Linked DNA regions of Homo sapiens: region 2 is linked to region 1. Evidence: chromatin contacts called from ENCODE Hi-C data. All regions are on one chromosome and are shown on one strand. Each heading gives the region's core, a stretch centred on a gene start or an enhancer-like site at or near the end of the contact. The rest is flanking DNA. Distances are from core to core; before and after follow the strand shown. Region 1 overlaps LOC105374037 (a long non-coding RNA gene). Region 2 overlaps LOC105374039 (a long non-coding RNA gene).

The links. Hi-C counts contacts between places; a loop is a spot of excess contacts on that map. Pooled maps may share reads with other maps.
Region 2: a loop to region 1 is called in a map with no recorded cell type, with 9 times the contacts of the local background. The contact joins two enhancer-like sites. A Hi-C loop is called at or near these places in 2 of 37 single-sample maps with no recorded cell type and 2 of 50 pooled maps.

What each region holds. Positions count from the first base shown.
Region 1 is chr3:110,566,738-110,572,065 of GRCh38, reverse strand. The region is part of intron 3 of LOC105374037 (a long non-coding RNA gene); the gene reads left to right. Among named protein-coding and RNA genes, the nearest start is that of NECTIN3-AS1, 500 kb to the left of the region's middle. Within about 2 kb of position 3,570, at least 2 of the 41 ENCODE cell types and tissues checked have a DNase peak (open chromatin) inside an H3K27ac peak, as active enhancers do.
Region 2 is chr3:111,535,347-111,540,236 of GRCh38, reverse strand. All of the region lies in intron 2 of LOC105374039 (a long non-coding RNA gene), which reads right to left. Among named protein-coding and RNA genes, the nearest start is that of CD96, 4.4 kb to the left of the region's middle. Within about 2 kb of position 1,281, at least 5 of the 41 ENCODE cell types and tissues checked have a DNase peak (open chromatin) inside an H3K27ac peak, as active enhancers do.

The sequences.
Region 1 (5,328 bases), core at 2,321-4,820:
ATTTTTCAAATAATTTTCTTGCATGCATTGAAGGGGTCATATGGTTTTATCCTTTATTTTATTAAAATGCTGAATTAAGTTGATTGATTTTTCACATATAAACCAACCTTAAATTCCAAGGATAAACTTCCACATAGTCATAATGTATTATTCTTTTTACATTTCATTGGATTTTATTTGCTAATATATTATAGCTTTTGTGTCTATGTTCATGAGGACTATTAGTCTGTCATTCTCGTTTCCTGTTATATCTCAACAAAATAAGTTGAGAATTGTTCAGACCTCTATTTTCTGAAGCTGTAGAATTGGAATTGTTTCTTTCTTAAATGTTTGAAAAAAGAATAATCAATGGAGCCTTATAAGCTGGAAGAAATATTTTAAAATAATGTGGAGGAGGAAGTGGATTAATTATGAATTCAATTTCTTTAATTTGTGTGCATCAATATACATTTTCTAGTTTTTCCTACATTAGCTTTGGTAGTTTATTTCTTTCAAGAAATGTGTTAATCTCATATAGATTGTCAAATGTATTGCCATAAAGTTGTTCATAATATTTCATTACTATCTTTTTGAACTCTTAAGGCTCTGTAATGATGTTACTTCTTTCATTTGTTATTAATAATTTGTGCCTTAACTCTGCTTCTCTCTTTTGTTCCTTCCTTTCATCCTTCCTTCTTTCCTTTTTTCTTTTGTTCCTCATTCTCTCTGGCTAAGCATTTATTCATTATATTGACTGTTTTTCAAAAACAAGTTTTAATCTCATTGATTTTTATTATTTTTTTGTATTTCATTGATTATTGCTCTAATTTTTTGCCTGCTTTGGACTTAATTTGCTTTTTTTTTTTTTTAGAGTAGAAAATTAGATCATAGATTTCAGACATCCTTATATTCTAATAGAAACTTTTAGTGCTATACATTTTCCTTTAAGCATTGCTCTGGTAGAACCCCACAAATTTTGATACTTTATATTTTTATTATCACCAATTTTATAATTTCTTCTTAGCCAAATATTTATTGAGAAATATATTGTGTAATTTCCAAATACCAGGGATTTTCCTGGCAATATTGTTAGGAAATTTTAATTTAATTCCATTGGGATTAGAGAACATATTGTATGACTTCAAACTTTTTACATTTATTAAGGCATTTTTAATTCCTCAAAATATAATTTACCCTGAAAAATGAACAATATACATTTTAAAAATATGCATTCTTCTATTTTGAGGTGTAGCCTTTTATAAATATCAATCAACGAAAGATATTTGATAGTGCTGTTCAGATCCATGTCTGCTAATTTTTGTCTAGCTATTTAATAAATTACTTAGAGAAATGAGTTTTTTTCACATAAAATTATAGAAGTGTATAATTTTTCCTGAAATTTTGTTAATTTTTGCATCATGTATTTTAAACTTCTGTTATTATCTGCACATCAGCTATTATTGTTCTCTGATGAACTGACACACAGTTATGATTTTTTTTGTTTTAATATCTATTTTCTCTCATAGTTATGTAGTCATTCTAGCCTCTATGCTCAGTGTTCACATTTATTCATTTATTTCTAACTAATCTTTATATTTTAAAGCACATCTCTTGTAAGTGGTCTGTAAATGTTTGGCTTAAAATTTTTTTTGGCAAACTTTTTTTATTGGAATATTTAATTAATTAACTTTTAATGTAACAATTGACATGTTTGCATTTGAGACTACTATTTTGCTTTTTATTTTTTGGTTATCTTTTTTGTTTTCTGTTCCTCTGTTCTTCCTTTTCTGCTTTTAAAAAATAATTTGGGCTGAGCGCAGTGGCTCACGCCTGTAATCCCAGCACTTTGGGAGGCCGAGGGGGGTGGATCATGAGGTCAAGAGTTTGAGACCAGCCTGACCAACACAGTGAAACCCCGTCTCTACTAAAAATACAAAAATTAGCTGGGCGGTAGTGGCGTGCGCCTGTAATCTCAGCTACTTGAGAGGCTGGGGCAGGAGAATTGCTTGAACACGGGAGGCGGAGGTTGCAGCGAGCCGAGATCGCACCACTGCATTCCAGCCTGGGCGACAGGGTGAGACTCCATCTCAAAAAAAAAAAATAAAATAAATAAATAAAAAATAATTTGGATGATTCTTTGAATTTTATTTAAAATTTTTAATAAACATTTTTGTGGCACTTTTGCATTTTTAAGTGGTTGTTTTTTATAAAGCATACATCGTTAACTTTTCACAGTCCACTTATAATTAACACCATACTACTTAGAATCAATTATAGAAATCTTGAAAGCATGTAGATCCATTTTAGCTTCCTTTTGGTTATAACAGGTAGTTGTTATGTATAATATATAAGTACATCTTCAAGTACTGCAAGAAAATGTTTTAAGTTTGTTTTAAACATCGACATGGTATATAAAGAACCAAAGGAAAAAAAAGTAAAATAAAAAACAACTTGCAATTTTGCAGGTATTTACTATTTTCTGTGTTCTTTAATGTTTTCTTGGAATCTGAGTTTCTATCTGGTATCACTTCTCTTCAGTTTGCACAATTTACTTTAGTATGTCTTATAGTGCAGATTTGCTGGTGTTGAGTTTCTGAAAATATCTTTATTTTGCCCTCATTCTTAAGTAATATTTTTATTAGTTATCGAATTCTGGGTTAGCAGGTTTTCCTCCCTTTTTTTATTTTCTTTTTCTTTTCGAAACATTCATCACAAAGGTGTTGTTTCAGTCTTTTGTGGGAACCTCTATTTATGGTGAGAAGTCAGCTAGTAATGGGTTTGTTGTCACCCTGTACATAATATGTCATTTTCTATTTGCTGCTTTCAAGTTTTGTTCTTTATATTTGTCCTTCAACAGTTTCACTATGATGTACCTCAGCACAGACTTTTTTGTTTGGTTGGTTTTTTCTATTTAGGGTACCTTTAGCACCTTATATCTCCAAATTCCTGTCTTTCAACACTTTTAGAAAAATTTTCACTATTATTTCTTTAAATATTAGTTTTCTGATTTGTTTCCTTTCTATTATTTTGGTATTAAAATTACATGTATGTTTGACAATTTTGTATAATCTAACAAGTCCTTATGGCTTTATTATTTTCTCTATATTCTTCACCTTCGATGATTTTCATCACCTGTCTGAAAGTCCCCTTAATCTTTCTTTTTTCTTTGCTTATATTTTTATTTATAAAGACATCATGTTTTATTTTATTTCACTGAGAATAGATATAACAGGTAGCTTCAAATTCATGCCAGTTAGTTTCAATATTTTCTTTTCTTTTGAGAAAATGTTCCATCTTCTTAGTTCTTATTTTACATAATCTTGGATTGCATATTAGACACTCTGAATGTGAAGTCATGGAGGATCTGTATTGTGTTATTTTCTCCAATGAGTGTTTCCTTTGTTGTATAAAGTAACTTTTTTTCAGATGGGATTGAGTTGCAAACTGCTTCTTGGACAGCTCTCTGGTCTCAATTTAGGCCTATGGTCTTTAAGTGAATCGTTTTTAGTCTGTTCTGTAAATGCATGATTCAGGAATTAGTCAGAGATGTGAGAAAACTTTAGGGATTCCCTCTATGACTCTTTCCCTTTGGCTATTCCCCGACTCTCTGCAGCATTTGTGGTTTCTCTGCTTCAGTATTCTGGTTCCCCAGGCCAGAAAGACTGTGGGCTTTTGGTACACATGTCTTTATTACTACTGTATGAGAGGTGTGGACTGAAATTAGTTCAAGGTTAAAAGCTGTGGGGACTGTTACTTCCCTGTCCAGCTTCTGTCTTTCTTCCTCAGGTTAGTCTGTGCAGAATCTGTTTCTGCTCAATCTCCAGCACCTTCAGGGAGTTGCTGTTTGCAATATGTCCAGATTTTATAGTAGTTTTCTTCAGCATGTTTATTGAGTAAGGTCTAAGATTTTTGTACCTACAAGAGGAAGAGGCTCCCTCTTGATGAATTGCTATAGTTTTTGAATCTGCTTTGAAGTATTCCTTGAATATATAATATTTAATGGCCTGCTAAATATTAAGTATTTTTGAGGCAAGGCAATGTCATGTTCATCTTCGTGGCTGTAGCACACAGTGAGTATTCAATATGCTTCTGTAGGATTTAGCTGAAATTAAACCACACTGACATAAAAGTATGCAATAGAGAAAGGATCTACCCACTAGAGGGGAGACGAACAGAGAGCTTCAAAGATGCTAATTGAGGCATAAAACTTATGCTATACTCATTTAATAGCATAAAGCTATATACAAGTCTCATTGTAGCAGGACAAGCCGCAGACAAAACTCCTCAGACACCGAGTTAAAGAAGGAAGGGGTTTATTCGGCCGGGGGCATCGGCAAGACTCCTGTCTCAAGAGCTGAGCTCCCTGAGTGAGCAATTCCTGTCCCTTTTTAGAGCTCACAACTCTAAGAGGGTGTGCGTGAGAGGGTCTTGATCGATTGAGCAAGCAGGGGGTACATGACTGGGGGCTGCATGCACCGGTAATTAGATCGGAACAAAACAGGATAGGGATTTTCACAGTGCTTTTCTATACAATGTCTGTAATCTATAGATAACATAACCGATTAGGTCAGGGGTCGATCTTTAACTACCAGGCCCAGGGTGTGGCGCCGGGCTGTCTGCTTGTGGATTTCATTTCTGCCTTTTAGTTTTTACTTTTTCTTTCTTTGGAGGCAGAAATTGGGCATAAGACAATATGAGGGGTGGTCTCCTCCCTTATCATAAGTACAAAACCCTCTCAGATGACCAACTTGTACATTTTAAATCCCTTAGTGGCTGCCCTTTTTGTTTAACATGAGCTCATCTTGTTTAAACTATACTAGTAGAGAATGAAGCTAGTGTATCATTTTTTCAGGAATTCCAGAGCCTTTACACATGAGAGCAGCTCGGAGAGGATAAACATAGCAGAGAAAAGGTAAAGAAGGAAAGACAGTACATCCAAGAACACCACCAACTTTGACTGAAAAATGCCCTCTTACTTCATTAACGTATTCCATCTTAATCACTGTGGATGCAGTAGTTTTCTATATCAAGACAATCAATTCATTGCAGCAGAGTTTAAATATTCTGCACTCTGGGTTATAGGACTTCATTTTAAATAAAAATGTTATGTATGCTGAGGCAATTGAAAACATTTTATTGCTCTTAGTATTGTGATATCCAGACATATATTCTGGCTTTCCATTTTCTCTTCACTGATTAACTTTGTAGAAAAGTCATAGGCCTTGAATGTTTTATAAATTAAATTGTTGATCTATCAATAAAATTTTAATATTTATTTTGTGATCAATGTAATGTTTCTTCATTTTTAAGATGTTAGAAGGTTTTTCCAAAGTCAATCTGAGTTTAACT
Region 2 (4,890 bases), core at 32-2,531, 970 kb before region 1:
CGTTTATTTTCCAGTGCTACAGACTTACTTTCAGTAGAATTCTTGCCTCTCATTGGGGTTGGGCTACCTGAGCCATGCATTTAGTGGCTATACGGCAAATCTGTCTTCTGTGTATTGTTCAGGGCTTAGTTAATGATTCTTATATCTAGAAACTTCTATGGCCTGAAGCCATCAGATTTGATTAATTTTTCTTTGGGATCCACACAGGTTCTGAAAGTATAACAATTTCAGATGCATGGCCACAGAATATTAACTGAACGCTTACACTTCGGGTGTCCTGCAGCTGCAAGACCCAGGCAACAGCCCCTCCATGGCTGTTTGCATGCAGCAGGTGGCAGCAACACTCCGCAGACTGGCACGGCTATCCCAGGTGATGGGAATTGCCCCCACCGCCTTTCAATCCTGGTAATATTTTCTAAAGGCTCTTTCAGCATGGGGATAGACAGGCGTTCTCTATACTTAAAAATAACTCTTCTATGGAAGTCATGTCAATCTCTTCTATTATCCTCCCTACCCACCATATCCCGATTGCACAGGGTTTCTTCTGCCTTATAGTCTGCTGCACATAAGGAGAAAACAGAAGCAAGTCAGTTTCACACACAAAAAGAAATCGTGATCTTCTTGAACTGCAGAGGCAAATTCAATTATTTACAAAGAGAAGCAGGAACACACATTATTTCTGCTAAAGGCAAGCCATGATTGTGTGTTTTGGACAAACTTTTTAAATGCTCTAGCTAAACACACTCAGTGAGAAAAGGACATTTTCAGAAACAGGAAGTTGAGCAAAAGGTAAACTTACTTTTGTGGTTTTCATAATGGTTAACTCAAATATTACTTACTTATCTTTAAACACTTACTAAAAATAAAAATGGGAGTGCTATACTTTTGCATGTTTTCCAAAATGCTTAGAAAACATGATGGTTAAGGTTTCAGTTAATTAAAAAATACTTGCTGTATGTCAATTCTTAAGAGATTACTGAAGAGGCATAGTTCTAGATAATTTTAAAATACCAAAGATAAAACACAACCCTCAGTTTTAAGGCAGTTACCATTTAGCTGGGAGGAAGCATCCATGTGCACCAAAAAAGTCAAGCAGCATAAAGCACAGCCCAAATGAGAAGGTAGGGCAGGATTTTAGCAAAGGGGGAGTTATCTTAGGGGTAGAGTGGGCCAAGAGCATATGAAGTATGGAATCTAAACTTGGCCCTATAGGCGTCAGACTGGTAGAAACCGCAAGCTAAGTCATTCCAGGCAGAAGAAACAGGAAGAGCCAACACTTGACAGTGTTGAAGTTCAAGGCCATTTAGTGAGTGGGCTATTCCGGTTTAGCAGAGGCTGTATTAGGGGACTTGGAGCAGACAAAGCTGTCCAAGAGCTTTGAATTCTAGGCTAAAGGGTGTGGGTTTTTTCCTCATGTCAGAGAGACTCCCTAAAGATATTTCAGCATATGAGTCATATATTTAAAGTAACATTTTAAAAGGATAAATTGGGTGGGCGTGTGTGAAATGAATGGAAGAAAGGAGAACAGAGAAACAGAAGACTTGTTAGGAGTTTATGTTTCTTTGGGCACTTTAGGATGAGAATGGGCTGACTGGCATGGCGAAGCATGATGAAAGCAAGGTCATTACCAATAAAGAGGCTGTAAGGTGAGATGTACGATTGGGCATGGAATCAAAATATCCTATAAAGTTTCATGCCTCAGAATTAGGAAAAAGGGAAAACAAACAGAGTTGGATTCTTGCTGGAAGAACCACCCTAATCAAGGAGCAGTTATTAAATGATCAATAGATTTTTGATGGATGTGAAAGATAACCTATTATGGCACAGCTAGCAGTCCTGCCTTCATCAGAGTAGAGTTCTTTTGGTTTTCACTCAAATTTTATGAGTTTTATGAGTTAGCATGTAATGAAAAAGAATTTCATGAGACTTTCAGCATAGCAATCTGTTTTATCACCATTTTCACCATGCCGAATTCCATCCATGAAAGACTAATTTTAGTTTAATACTTCTTTTTCAGTTACAACATCAATATCTGCTCATTACATGAAACCATTTTAAATGGATAAGAAAGAAAATTTAAATGGATAAGAAAGAATTCTAACTGCCCAAAGACTACCAAGACCTATATGGTGTATATTTGTCTAGATTTCTTCATAAACATGTACATATAAAGAAAATGAATTTTTACCACATGCATGTTAAAAATTCATTTTATAGATGTACAAAAAATAATTTTAGGTAAGATATATATAAAATTTCCACCTGGCATTTTACTTTCAGAAATAAAATTATATAATTCAATTAGATAATTATAATAAGTAATCTTTGAATATTTATTTTGAGTAGCAAACTGAAACAAGGAGAGAGAGAGAGAGATGGAGAAAGAGACAGAGACAGAGATATTTTGAAATTGCCAAAGCCCTGGCAATTTAATAACTCAGTAATCAAAATGTTGATTTTTTCAGAAATACATTGAAGAAACCATTAATATTTCCAAGGTTAAGTTAGCATAGCCAGAATTAGAAGAAATATTTTAAGTTCTACATTCTACCTGGCTTCAAAACATTAAAATTTATTAAAATGTCTCTTCATAGTCAATGAAGAAAGAAAGAACACCTTGAAAAATGAGAAGGGTTGCAATTGATTTTATAGCTTAAAAATAGATAGTGTGGAGCAAAATCATATACTGTGGTTCTTTGATAGACTGCTACAATAATATTCTTAATCACATTGTATTTTTACAACTATAGTTCACATAGAAACTGTCGTGTTTCTGTACTTGGTGAAAACAATAGACTAGGTAAGGTCAACCAAGGACTGAATCACCCCTCTGTTCCCTGTTATTTCCCCCAGTAATTTCCTTTTAAATGGAGTCCTGCATTTGAGGACAAGAGTGAAAGAAATAGGGCATGCAGAAGTGCAAGAGAGGGAGGGAGACAGAGAGAGAGAGAGAGAGAGACAGAGAGACAGAGAGACAGAGAGAGGACAGAAAGCACACTTTTGTATTTGTTGCTTTGAGTAATGGTATAGCTCAATAAAACCTCAATTAAGTAATGTTATCAGGGAATAGGAGATTGCGATTAATAGCATTTCCTGGGCAAATGAGAGCCAAACCAAATTCTTTTCTTGGAAGAGGAGGGGTAGTACTGGGGAGGAGAAGTAAGTAGGATAGAAATTAGTCCTTGTTGGTGAACATCTTTTAAAAATGCATTGTTTCACATTTCTGGCTCAATGAAAACCTTATCATGAATATAATTTTATTTCAAGATTGGAGATCTTACAGAGACCAGGGACTTTGTTCTGAACCACAGTCCCCAGAAAGTAATCATAACAAACAAGAAGACAGTTGTGCATAAAAATATGCTCTCTCCTTCAGAAAAGAAGTCTAACTTTGTAAAGATTTGCCTGTTTTGTGAAAGTGTTAAAAGCAGAGGCATGAGCATGCTTGCACACATAGGTTTTCTATTTCCTACCAAAACCTACAGAATGTTGGAGTTAGAAGAAACTGTATTGGTCATTTAGCATAGACTGAGCCCTTTATTTTACAGATGAAATAAATGACACCCGAAGAGGTAAAATGTCCTGCCCAAGATCAAAGTGTCTCTTATAAAAAATCCTGTGCTAGTTACGATGAGTCTTTTACACCATTAATACATTGAGCTTCATAACATATTCAATAATAAAAACCAATTATTCTTCAATTTAAAATGCAAATTGCCTCTAATATCTTGACAAATAAGAAGCAATCCAAAAAGCGTACATTTTTTTTCATTCCCATGACATTTCTATTGACAAAACTACACCTGTATGTCACAGAGGAAAAAATAAGGATTTATATATATTCAACTATACATACACACACAATAAATAGATTTTTATCTCAAACAATTATATATATATATTTTTGAGAAGTTTTTGTTTGTTCTCTTGCTTGCTTTTAAATTTAATTTCCTGGAGAAATTCTGACTGACTCTGGGTGAAACCAAGCATGCTATTTTTTAATTAAAGGTATTGAATTAGCTTCATTCCAGTGTTATATAACTCAGCATCAATTTTACTTTATTTTCACTGTTCTTTAGCCATTTATTATTCCCTTTGGTTTTGCTCAGGGAAGATACTATGGGTCTCATATTTACATCTCCAAACTCTCTTTCTCTTTTGAGCCTCTCCTCTATCTCCAATATACATGACTGTAACTTAATGGGGAAGCTTCTCTAATAACCCAGCACATAGTGAGGAAGGCCACATTTCCAGGGGTGCTAGAGGAGGATGGAGAAAAACTATAGAAAACGCTCCGTGTGGAGGTTTCTTTTAAGCAAGCTGAAGATCCTCAAAGCTCTTTTTTTCTAAAATAATAGTATGTCTTATTGCTTCAGAGAAAGTTAGAATCTACTTGGAATTAATAGTATTTTATCAGTTTCACACTTTAGCCATGTAGACCCATAGAAACTCAGGAGAATCAACTCCCTTATTTTATAAATCAAGACCTGGTGCCCAACAGTGGGAAATGCATCCTGAAGTCATAGTTATGTATATTTAAAGTATTGAAGTGGTTGGCTTTATCTTGACCTTTTTTTTCATACAGAAATGAACATTAATCAGATCATGAGTGTTACTACTTACATGATCATGAATAAAAGTCCACAAAATGAGGTCGAAATTTGGGTGTTGGCTGTTAACTAGGCTCACTCTCCTGCAGAGTGATTCACAGCACACATAATTCAGATGTATCACTTGGTAAAATAAAATATCAAAGAACAATGTGTCAGGGACCATGACAGTTACCTGTGAGAGATGAACACTTCAAATATCAACTCTGTAAATGTCCAAGTTCCCCTTTTCTTATGTCTCTAGGGCATACGCATGCTTGACCACAGCTAATGGCCCTAA